Linked DNA regions of Mus musculus: region 1 is linked to region 2. Evidence: chromatin loops called from intact Hi-C (ENCODE). Cell type or tissue: gastrocnemius. All regions are shown on one strand.

What was found. A loop is a pair of places that touch in the nucleus more often than their neighbours do. Peaks named below come from ENCODE experiments on the same cell type or tissue, not always from the same donor. Only the 100,000 strongest peaks of a DNase experiment are listed, where the experiment ranks them.
Region 1: it touches region 2 in a loop (4-fold over the local background); 1 of 42 quality-filtered maps calls a loop at or near these places.

What each region holds. Positions count from the first base shown.
Region 1 is chr15:78,777,289-78,782,288 of GRCm38, reverse strand. Card10 (caspase recruitment domain family, member 10) reads left to right here. Exons shown (of 21, transcript NM_130859.2): 13 at 655-814; 14 at 1,105-1,216; 15 at 1,569-1,812; 16 at 1,978-2,047; 17 at 2,801-2,894; 18 at 3,933-4,091; 19 at 4,215-4,330; 20 at 4,712-4,824. Among named protein-coding and RNA genes, the nearest start is that of Mfng, 6.3 kb to the right of the region's middle. In gastrocnemius, CTCF peaks have their summits at 2,862 (motif pointing right) and 3,640 (motif pointing right); DNase peaks (open chromatin) are centred at 1,775, 3,660 and 4,097; H3K4me3 peaks cover 688 bases; H3K27ac peaks cover 3,318 bases.
Region 2 is chr15:78,621,448-78,626,447 of GRCm38, reverse strand. It overlaps Cyth4 (cytohesin 4), which reads right to left. Exons shown (of 13, transcript NM_028195.3): 13 at 4,429-5,000. Among named protein-coding and RNA genes, the nearest start is that of Gm52187, 5.3 kb to the left of the region's middle. In gastrocnemius, no CTCF peak of the experiment used is centred here; DNase peaks (open chromatin) are centred at 1,266, 1,627, 1,848 and 2,825; H3K4me3 peaks cover 311 bases; H3K27ac peaks cover 1,806 bases.

The sequences.
Region 1 (5,000 bases), 160 kb before region 2:
CTCAGGCTTTTAAGTTGGTGCTGGGGGACACATGTAGCACCTGGACTTTCTTACTGCGTCCGCTGCTGCTCTTGATATTGAACCTGCTGCAAAGCTGTCTCTGTGCCGCAAGCCTCCCCATCACCCCAGAGCCTGACTCCTCACCCTGTGTCACAAAGCACTTGGGTTCCATACTGAGATGGCACCCAGCTGTATCCTCCCCTTCCTACCCTCTGCACCCCTCCCTCTAATTTAGCTGCTTCTAAATTAGAGGCTAACGGGTCCTGTGAGTAAGCTGTGTTCCTTTGTTCTCAATGTGTCAGGTGCTGGGTTTGGTGTTAGGGGCGCAGGCTGGATTTCCGCAGATGTCTGGACCTGAAGGGCTTTGAAATGGGCAGAACTGAAGAGAAAATACAGAACCTGGCAGGGGGTGCTGCTGGGTAGGGGTGGGGTTAGTGGGAGGGCGGATCTGGGAGGGAGAGGCTTGAGTTTTGAAGCAGCAGCATGATGACCAGGCTGGGGAGAGGGGGGAGGGTGTTGCAGAGGGCACTTCAGGAACACTGGCCCTGGGTGAGATCCATGGTCTCTTCAGGCAGCAGAATCATGGTTGCCTTCCGGGGACTCTGTGACAGTACTGACTGGATTCTCATTCCCACCTTCCTCCCTTTCTCTCAGGTCTCTGGCCATCCGAGTGTCCGGCTGGAGTCCCCCCGCAGGCCTGGATCCCCAGGATAAGAGTCCAGATAGCATGCCGGGCCTTGGAGACAGGTGGTCTGGGGCGGTGGTGCGAAGGGTGTTGTCTGGGCCTGGGTCAGCCAGGACAGAACAGAAAGAGGTGAGATCCCTCTAGGGGCAGGGGTTCTGCATCAGCAAGGGTGGACATTGGTTGGTGGAGCATCCACGGGTGGGGCTTCTGGGGACTGCCTGAAGTAGAAGTTGCTCTGCCCTCAGCCTGCAGTGACTAACATCTGACTTGGTAGACGGGGGTGGGGAGGTGGGGTGGGGTGGGGTGGGGTGAGGGTAGGGGTGTGGCATGAGGAGTTGGGGGGAACCTTGGGGGGGCATGGTGACAGCATCCTGACAGAGCTACATCCCTAAAATCATCCACTGTCTGCTTGGGCTCAGCCGAGGGCGGAAGGCACTGGTCTGGAGGGGGCAGGCCTGGAAGCGGAGGCCCAGCAGAGGACCTTGCCCTGGAACCAGAGCTCCACCCTCCCCTTCCTGCTGGACTCAAAGGGTGAGCCTGGCCTACGGGAGAACCTGTTGAACTCATGAGACCCAGCCAGTCAGGGCTCCTTCAGTCCGGGATGTGGGGTAGGAATAGAAGGGCCCAGAGGTAGATACAGAAGCCTATGTCCCAGTACCCTGCAGGGCTGTGGCATCCTTTAGGTGTGCACGTGCGCATGCGTTCTCTTTCTGCAGCTAGTAAGCACCAACGGTGAAACAGTAACTCCTGTACCTAAGTTCCTTGCTCAAAGAAGGTCCTTGCAGGCCAAGCCTGTAGAGGGTCTCATCAGTCCCCGAGGTCCCTTGAAGCTGATCTCTGGGCTCACTAGCCTCCTGTGTCCTCCCTACCCTGCCAAACCCAGCCTGTCATTCCTTCCATGAGGCCCTGGATGCCTGGGCAAAGGGACCGGGTGCCGAGCCCTTCTACATTCGAGCCAACTTCTCCCTGCCCGAGCGGTCGGATCCCCATGCCCTTTGTGTGAAAGCCCAAGAGATCCTGCGGTTGGTGGACCCAGCCCACAAGCGGAGGCAGGAGTGGTTCTGTACTCGAGTGGACACCCTCACCTTACGGGACCTGGACCGGGGCACCGTGCCCAATTATCAGAGGTGATGCCGGAAGCCTGGGGTGGGGGGCCCGTGGGACCTGGTATGGGGATGTAGCCCTCTTTCCCAAGGAGTCCCTCCCTGCCTTCTGGGACAGGATGGATTGGAGGAGAAGGTGTTGAGGCTTGCTTTTCTTGTACCATGTGTGACCCAACCTTCCTCCCGCAGAGCTCAGCAGCTCCTAGAAGTCCAGGAAAAATACTTGATCTCCAGCAGACACCGAAGTCCTCGAAGCAACGTAAGTAGGGATGATGGGCAGGCTGAGTATTCGGTCATCCCTGAGGAGAGAAAAGAGGGCAGGCCTCCTTGATCTAGGTGCCCAGGAGACAGAACATTAGTTTCCCTGTGCAGGATAGTTGAGAGATGAAATGTCTGGAACGGGCCCATGCTCTAGTCTAGTGTTTGTCTAGTACACAGTGGGCACCAGAGAACAGTCATACTCTCTTTTTCAGTCCCTGGGGTGGGTCACCATTGTGCCCATGGTAAAGTGAGGGCCCTTGATAAGGCCCCTGGGGGATCCCATTGCTGGAGAGTGGCCAGGGCATGTGTGTTCAGGGGGGCTGTGAAGAGCATGCAGCTGTGCATGTTCACCTGTCTGCTGCTCACCTGCCTCCTGGACAGCAAGCAGCGTCTGTGAGTCCATGCATGCCTGGGGCCCAGTGCCCGCTCCTGTGCGTGCTCCGTGCCTGCCAGGCTTGGGCTAAGTAGTGTGAGTGAGTGTCCTAGGTTTTCCTACCCAAGGGCTTGCTGCTCGTTCATTGGTGGAGAGACTGTGCTGGAGTAGCCTGAGGGTGGGGATGTGGGATGAGGAGTGTGGGGATGGAACGATAACTTGGGGGGGTGTCGACGGGATAGGAGGGGGTGGGGACAGGGAGGAGGGTGGCTATGTGCGGAACTGTTGAATCTGGACGGCAGTGGCAGGATGCCCCCTCAGCATTCCCTCGTTGCTGGGATGGATTGTGACAACGATCTCCCTTCCTTGTCCACCTAGCTGAAGAAGCGAGCCCTAGGGTTGGTGAGGCCCAAGCCTGCAGGGGGCACTGCAGGAGACTCAGCAGAACAGCTCCCTGCAGAGCCCTGCTCAGGTAAGTCTGAGGACATAGGGGACATGCCCTCTGCTCAAGTGCCCAGTGTGCCTCTGGGTGGCCCCTGGCTTAGCAGTGGGAACAATCCAGAGCGACAAGGCTCCCTGATGGTGGGATGGATTGAAGAGAGCCCACTGGCAGGTGCTGGTGTGTGTGTTTGCAAGTGGCTCTGAGGAGCGTGGACAACCAGTAACATCCACCACACTGAGGAGAGCAAGGGGCTGGGGAGGAGCCAGATGAGAAAATGGTACTTCTGAAGGGCACCAGGGATGCGGAGGTGAGGGAAGGTTTGGGAAGAGAGGGAGAGGAGCCTACTCCTGATGGAGGTGAGGCTCATGCACGGTCACAGGAGCTCGGTGTGGGTGGTGACTTTGAAGGTGGGGAGAGCCTCTTTGAAGTCCAGGGCAATCAGCAACCCCTTGCTTAGGGGCGTCTTGTCTAGCAGATGAGACCATGAGTGTAGTTAGAGCCAGGTGCCCATGTGCAGGGAACCTAGGAAGGTGAGACTTGAGTTTGTGGTGGCTAGTGGAAGTTACCTGGGCTGACGGTGCATGGCTCTGAGCGGCAGGCAAAAGCCCTAACATTGCAGGCAGCTAAAGCAAGAGCAGGTCCGATGCTGAATTCACCCCAGGCTTTCAGACAGGGCCTTTGTTACCACTGGGAGGATGTGACCTTTGCCCTGGGATGTTGGGAAGTCAGCCCAGCATTGAAAGCAGGGAGTCAGTCACATGATCGTGTTGATGGCTGGGAGCCTAGGTGCTGACTGCAGAGTGGCCTGTAGGGGGCAGACCTGAGACAGGATCAGAAAGATGCCTTCTGCGAGAATACCAGGGCGAGGGAGAGGGAGAGGGAGAGGGAGAGGGAGAGGGAGAGGGAGAGGGAGAGGGAGAGGGAGAGGGAGAGGGAGAGGGAGAGGGAGAGGGAGAGGGAGAGGGTGAGGGAGAGGGAGAGGGAGTGTGTGTGTGTGTGTGGCAGAAGATGATGTTGACTTAAGTACGCTGGGGAACTCCTCACCTCTTCCATACTCCTTCTCTGCAGAGCTAGAACGAAGCCTAAAACCCTACAGCCTGGTGCGACCGCTGTTGGTGTCTGCCTTGAGGCCTGTGGTCCTCCTGCCTGAGTGCCTGGCGCCTCGCCTCATCCGTAACCTGCTGGATCTGCCAAGCTCCAGGCTGGATTTCCAAGTGTGCCCAGCAGGTGAGCCTGCCTGCCGCCTGGGTGGGTGGCTGTATTGGTATGGGCTGGAGGGGCAATGCATCTGGGTGGCAGTGGGCAGCCAGGCCTGTGGTCCTGAGTCATACACGTCCTTGTTCTCCACAGAGAGCCTCTCTGGGGAGGAACAGTGTACGTCCTCAGCTCCCGGAGCCCCCAAAGCCTGGCCGGCCACTGCTGGGCTAGGCAGCAGGATCCGTGCCATCCAGGAGTCTGTCGGGAAGGTAAGTGCCAGAGGGGGCAAGGCTGCCCTCTGGGACCCAGAACCAGCATCTGGGCCACCCCTTGGGCTGGGTTGAGATGATGACCTTGTGGGTTACTTGAGGAGTGGGCTGGTATCTCTTACCTGAACATTGTTATTCCTGAACTTCCATTGTTCTGTTTGTTGGCTGGGGCTGCAGGGGGGTGGCTGGTGGGGATGAGAGTAGAGTCGGAGGTCCGGAGAGACCTGACCGTCTCCCAGCACACACATGAGTCTGCGTCTCCAGTTTCCTTTGGTTCTTTGCTGATGAAGCAGGACTGTCCCCTGAGAGGTGTTGGCAGGGGTGGATGCAGCAGGGAAGGGTGGGCCCAGGAGTAAACTGTCTGTCTGTCTGTCTGAAAAGAAGCACTGCCTGTTGGAGCTGGGTGCACGGGGAGTGCGGGAGTTGGTGCACAGCGAGGTCTACCCCATTGTCATCCACGTGGAGGTGACTGAGAAGAATGTCCGTGAGATCAGGTGAGTGGTGGCCACGTGTGGGTGCCTTCTGTGGAATCCTCTGTCTCTGCACCTGCCACCACCTGTCCACCTGTCCATCTGTGTGCATGCTTGTATTGTTTATGTTTATTGTGGGTATTTATCTCTAGAGAGGGTTAGGTCTGTAACAGAGGGAGGTCCTGTGTATGTATATGTAT
Region 2 (5,000 bases):
CTCGAGTGGCTGATATGTTTGGCATTTTGGGTTGTGGCATCCGTGCTGGCCCGGGTGGGCTGTGCTGTCTGTGTCTCGTGCGGAACACGGAGATGTCAAGAAATCAAGGGGAGGCTGAGTGTGGAGGCAGAGAGTTGGAACCCTAGAATCTCAGAGGCCGAGGAAGGGGTGCACCATGAGTTGATGCTAGCATGGGTTACAGAGTGAGACTCTGTCTCAGAAAATGAATCCCAGTATTCAAGGAGCTAAGGCAGGAGGACTACCCATGAGTTCTAGGCCAGCCTAGAACCGTGAAACCCCATTTCAAGCAACCAAACCTCCAAACAACTCTAAGAAAAAGAAAACGGAGGGATAACTGTGGAGTCATTAGTGGTAGAGTTGTTAAGGCTAGACCACTGCCGCTTTTAAGGTAAGAGAAGAGAGTGGCCAGGGACTTTGGAGACCCAGAGAAAGTCTACCTCTTCCTTTGGGCTATCCTGGGCTAGCAGCTCAGTTGGAGACTCTGGGACCTAAAGATTACAGCTGGGAAACCCCAGATTCCTGGGGCAGGAGGTGAGCTGACAAGGTTCAGAGACAGCAGGGCATCTGGCCCAGAGCCACACAGCTGGCCTTGAGGAAAGCCAGGATCTGAACTCAGGTCTGCAGTTACTTACAATATGCCACTGGGCCATGGCAGGGTGACCAAGAAAGGGAGACAGGACAGGAACAGGAAGGGGGGGCCAAGGGGGAAGGGGAGGGCCTCTCAGCTAGTTTAGCTGACCATCCCAATAGGGGATCTTGCACCATGTAGCTCCCTCCACTGACAGTGACCTGTTTATCCTGAGTCTGGCCTTGTACTAGGCTGTTGGCCACCACCTCCCCCACATACTTGCCAGTCCCCTGTGTCTCCCTTAATCCATCCTAATGGAGAGTCCCCAGAGAGGCTCTGGACACTGCCCACAGTATAAGACTGCACACCTGAAGGTAGGTCTTTCTGCTGATTTCCGTGTCCTGTTATTCTAAGGCAGCCACGAAACAGGGAAGTTCCCCAATGCCCCCCCAATCCATCAAACTGCTCCCCACTTCCCACATGTGTCCAGCTGCTTTCTGGGTTTCCCACACTTCCTAGAGCAGACCTTCAGGCTGGCATGTCTCCCCCAACCCCTCCCTGCTTTCTCTTTGCTCCTCTGTCAGTCACTGTGACCTCTAGCTTGCACACAGTTCATCCTGGGTCCCAGCGCCAGGCCTGCGACTTGGCACTGGAAAGCGGCTGCCTCCCCTTTCCCAGGTTCTGTGGAGTCTGGCTTCTCTCCTGGAGAGCAGTTGGGAGCTTTTCCTGGTAAAGAAAACATCACTCAGCTTCTGAGAGAAGCCAATGGGATGAGAGAAAGAGACAGGGCCTGGTTCATTGTGGGAGAGGATGTGGGTACAGAGAGGGCCAGCCACTGGACTAAGATCACACAGCAATTTGGAGAAAATCCAGGACTGGACCTATCTGTCTCTCTCTGAGGGGATCTTTCTTCAGTCATTCTGGGTGAGGTCAGCTACTGCCTGGGCCTTGTAGGCCGGAGTGGCTGTTTCCTATGACTGTGGAGGAGGGGCTTGGCAGTGCCCTGGTAGGAGGAGGGGCTTGGCAGTGCCCTGGTAGGAGGAGGTTTTTGCCTTTGGCTCTTTGATGCTCATTCTCTCGAACCCCTGGGGAATGCCTGAGTCATCGCTGAGCGGCAAACATATTTAGCTCCTTTCATCGTCCCTAATAAATCAACTTCTCCAGGTCTCTCATACCAGCCTCCAGCTCCAGGCTGCCTGCCCCCGTGTCCTGTCGCCTGACATCTGGGCACTACAGAGACTTCCAGCCCCCGGTTCCTGGCAGTGGTCCTCTTGCTGTTTCCTCTCTCTCCCCAGGCATTCTGGGCCAGGCCAGGCCTCCTCCTCGTGCTGGGCTGGCCTCCGTTCAACAGCTGCGGTCCTGAAGCCTTTCAGAGCTCCCTGCGACTAGGAGCTGCCCGGCATGGCAGCAGGGATGAGCCACCCCTTAGCCCTGACCCTGGCGATCACCACAGCATCCTCTTGGCCCACCAGGGCTTGTGTTGGAGCCCGGGGAATTTCTCCGAATACCTTACCTCATCTTGTCTCGTATGGGTCATGTGGGTGCATGTGAGTGTGTGTAAGTGTACATGTGCACATGTATAAATGTCTCAGCATATACAGAGGTCAGAGGACAACTGTCAAGGGTCGCTTCTGTCCTACCTAGTGGGTCCTCAGGATCTAACCTCAGGTTTGGTGCCAGGTGCCTTTATCCATTAAGCTTTCTTGCTGGCCCCACTGGCCTAAGTATTTCAAATATACCTAGTTATTCCCATTTTACAGATGGGCAGCCTGAGGCACCGAGAAAATTACTTAAGACATGGAAGAGAGCGAGCCCTTGTACCCAGGCCTTCTGGGAGGCTATCTATCATTGCTGCTCCTCCACAGGAGTAAGTGGCAACGGGAGACCTGCTTGTCACCCCTCCCACCACTCCAGCCTAGGGAAGAGTCTGTGCTGAGCCCATTCCTGAGACATTGTTGTCTGTAGACAACTCCATTAAAGGTTAGTGCCATTAAAAGAGTTCTCAGGGAGGAAGATGCAATCCAAACAGGGAGCAGCCTGTTCCGTGGTGCATAGCCAGAAAGAAGGCGGGAGAGGCAGATGTGTGTGGTCTCTGTAAGGGAAGAAGAGGCCCCTAAAGGGCTGCTCAAGGCCACAGGCCCTAATCCCGCATCCATGATCCCCTCACCAGGTTCTGGTCAGGGGTTCAGGCTCTGTCCTTCCAGCGGCAGAAGAAAGTTCATCTGTGTGTGGTGAGCGCTGCCTGCTGGCCAGATGTAGCACTGCACTTTAGCAGACATGGGTTAAAACCACCCCTGGGGAGCTCTTAAACAGAGTAGGAGAGACCTCCTACTGTTCTGGTGTGGTGTGGTCCTGGGCCTTCTCTGTCCCTAGAAATACTTGTCCTTTGGGTTTCACAGTTTCAGGGTCCCCAGGGTCTGGAACCTATTGATGCTGTGCTGAGGCCTCAAGGTTTTTTGTTTTTTGTTTTGTTTTTGTTTCTGTTTTTCAAATCAGGTAATTTCAGCCAACTAACAATTATTTTGAACCCATTGTGTGCAGTTGCTTAGTAAGTGCACAGACAGACTTGCATGGATCTCACAGTCTGGCAGGATGAGGTGACTCTGAAACACAGGCCTGGCTGTCTAGCCTAGACACCCTCCTCCTGGATTCATCTGCCCAGCCCAGGCCTTCACTATCCCCTGTGCACGCCAGTCTGCACTGGTTCTGCACTGAGGATTTGCGTTTGACACAGTCTCACTCTGTAGCCCAGGCTATCCTTGAACTCACAGAGATCCAGCTGCCTCTGCCTCCCAAATGCTGGGATTCAAGGCGTGTGTCACCATACTCTGCGTGCTATTTTTGAAGATTATTATTATTTACATGCATGTGTACGTGAATGTGTGATGTGAGTGTATGTGTATGTGCATGTGTGTATGCATGTATGTGCATGTGTATGTGTGAGTGTGTACACATGTGGATGTTTGCATGTATGTGTGTGCATGTGTGTGTGTGTGTGCATGTGTGTGTGTGTGCACATGAGTGTGTTCACTGTGTGTCTGTGGAGGCCAGAAGAAGATGTTGGTTCTCCAGAGTTACAGGTGGTATGAGCTAAGTGGGTGCTGGAAACCAAATCTGAGTCGTCTGGGAAGACAGCAAGTACGCTTAGCTGGTGAGTCATCTCTCCAGCCTCCAGCCTTGGATGTCACAGGGGTCTTTGGGATCCCTGGCTCTGTTGCAAAGACCTTGGCACACTGTAAGCACTCAATACACAGAACAACAGAAGGAAAATATGGGCAAGTTGAGCTAGTTCAGCCAAAAGCATCTTCAAGGAGGGTCCTGATAGTGAGATTTTAGGCTGGAGCCTGAGTGGAGGGCCAGAGGAGAGCACTGGATCATGAGCCCAGGTGGCAGGGATTCTGCCTTGGCCTGCCAGTGCCTGGAACAGAGCCTGGCATAGCTGGGACGCTTTATAAACATCTGTTTGAAGACAGCCGGCAAAGCTTATACAATCCTTCCCCACGCTGGTCCCTGAGCCAGCCTGTGCTTGCATCCCTCCAGAGGTGGTAGGATCACTACCTACTTTCCATATCACTTGTTCCATCTGTAGATCGTGATGCCCTCTGGAAGTTTCTGTATTTCCTTGGGTATAGCAGAGCCAACCCAGCCTAGCCCCTACTCCCGCCCCAAGAAAGCTCACCGAGAAGCTCAGCTCCCGAGGAACTTCTATCCAGCATGATACCCCCCACCCCCAGTGTCCCAAGGGTCACTAAATGCTCCCTCTTCCTGGCCTGGGAAAGGATGAGGGGGGCCAGGGGGGCTCAGGGATGGTGACACAATTACAGAAGAATAGCTTTCTTCAGTCTACGAGCGACGTCATGAGCTTTTATTCTTGCTCCTGAGTGTTACAACAGGAAAGAAAATGATGTCCCGCCATCTTGGTGTCAGGGAAGAAGTGGAGAACCAGAGAGGGGAAAGGGACCAAAGTCAGACAGTCTCTGTGCACACACACACATGGCGGAGGCAGAGGAAGAATTCAGGGTCCCTTAACCCCCAAATGGGGGCAGCTGGTGTGGGCTCAGCTCACCAGAAAGTTCTCAAATTCCAGCAGGGGCTCCATTTGCCTTGCTGATACCCCAGCTCCCAGGTGTGTGTCCCTCCCGAGACAGGCATCTCCCCCCCACTCCCCGCCATGCACTTCTCTTCCCACTGTGTAGATTACATATACACGAGCTCCTACAGAGGAAGAGGGCAGCCTGGCCACTTGCTGCTCATTCTTGGAGCCTGGGCTGGCACAGGGCATAGGGAGCCCCATTTCTTGCTGTCTTGTTGAGGAACTTTCCCCTGGTGGGGGGCTGCTTAGGCAGGAGAGGAGGTGCAAGTGCTTGGGGGAGTGAGAAACATCTCCCAAGAATGCCCTCCCTGGGTACAC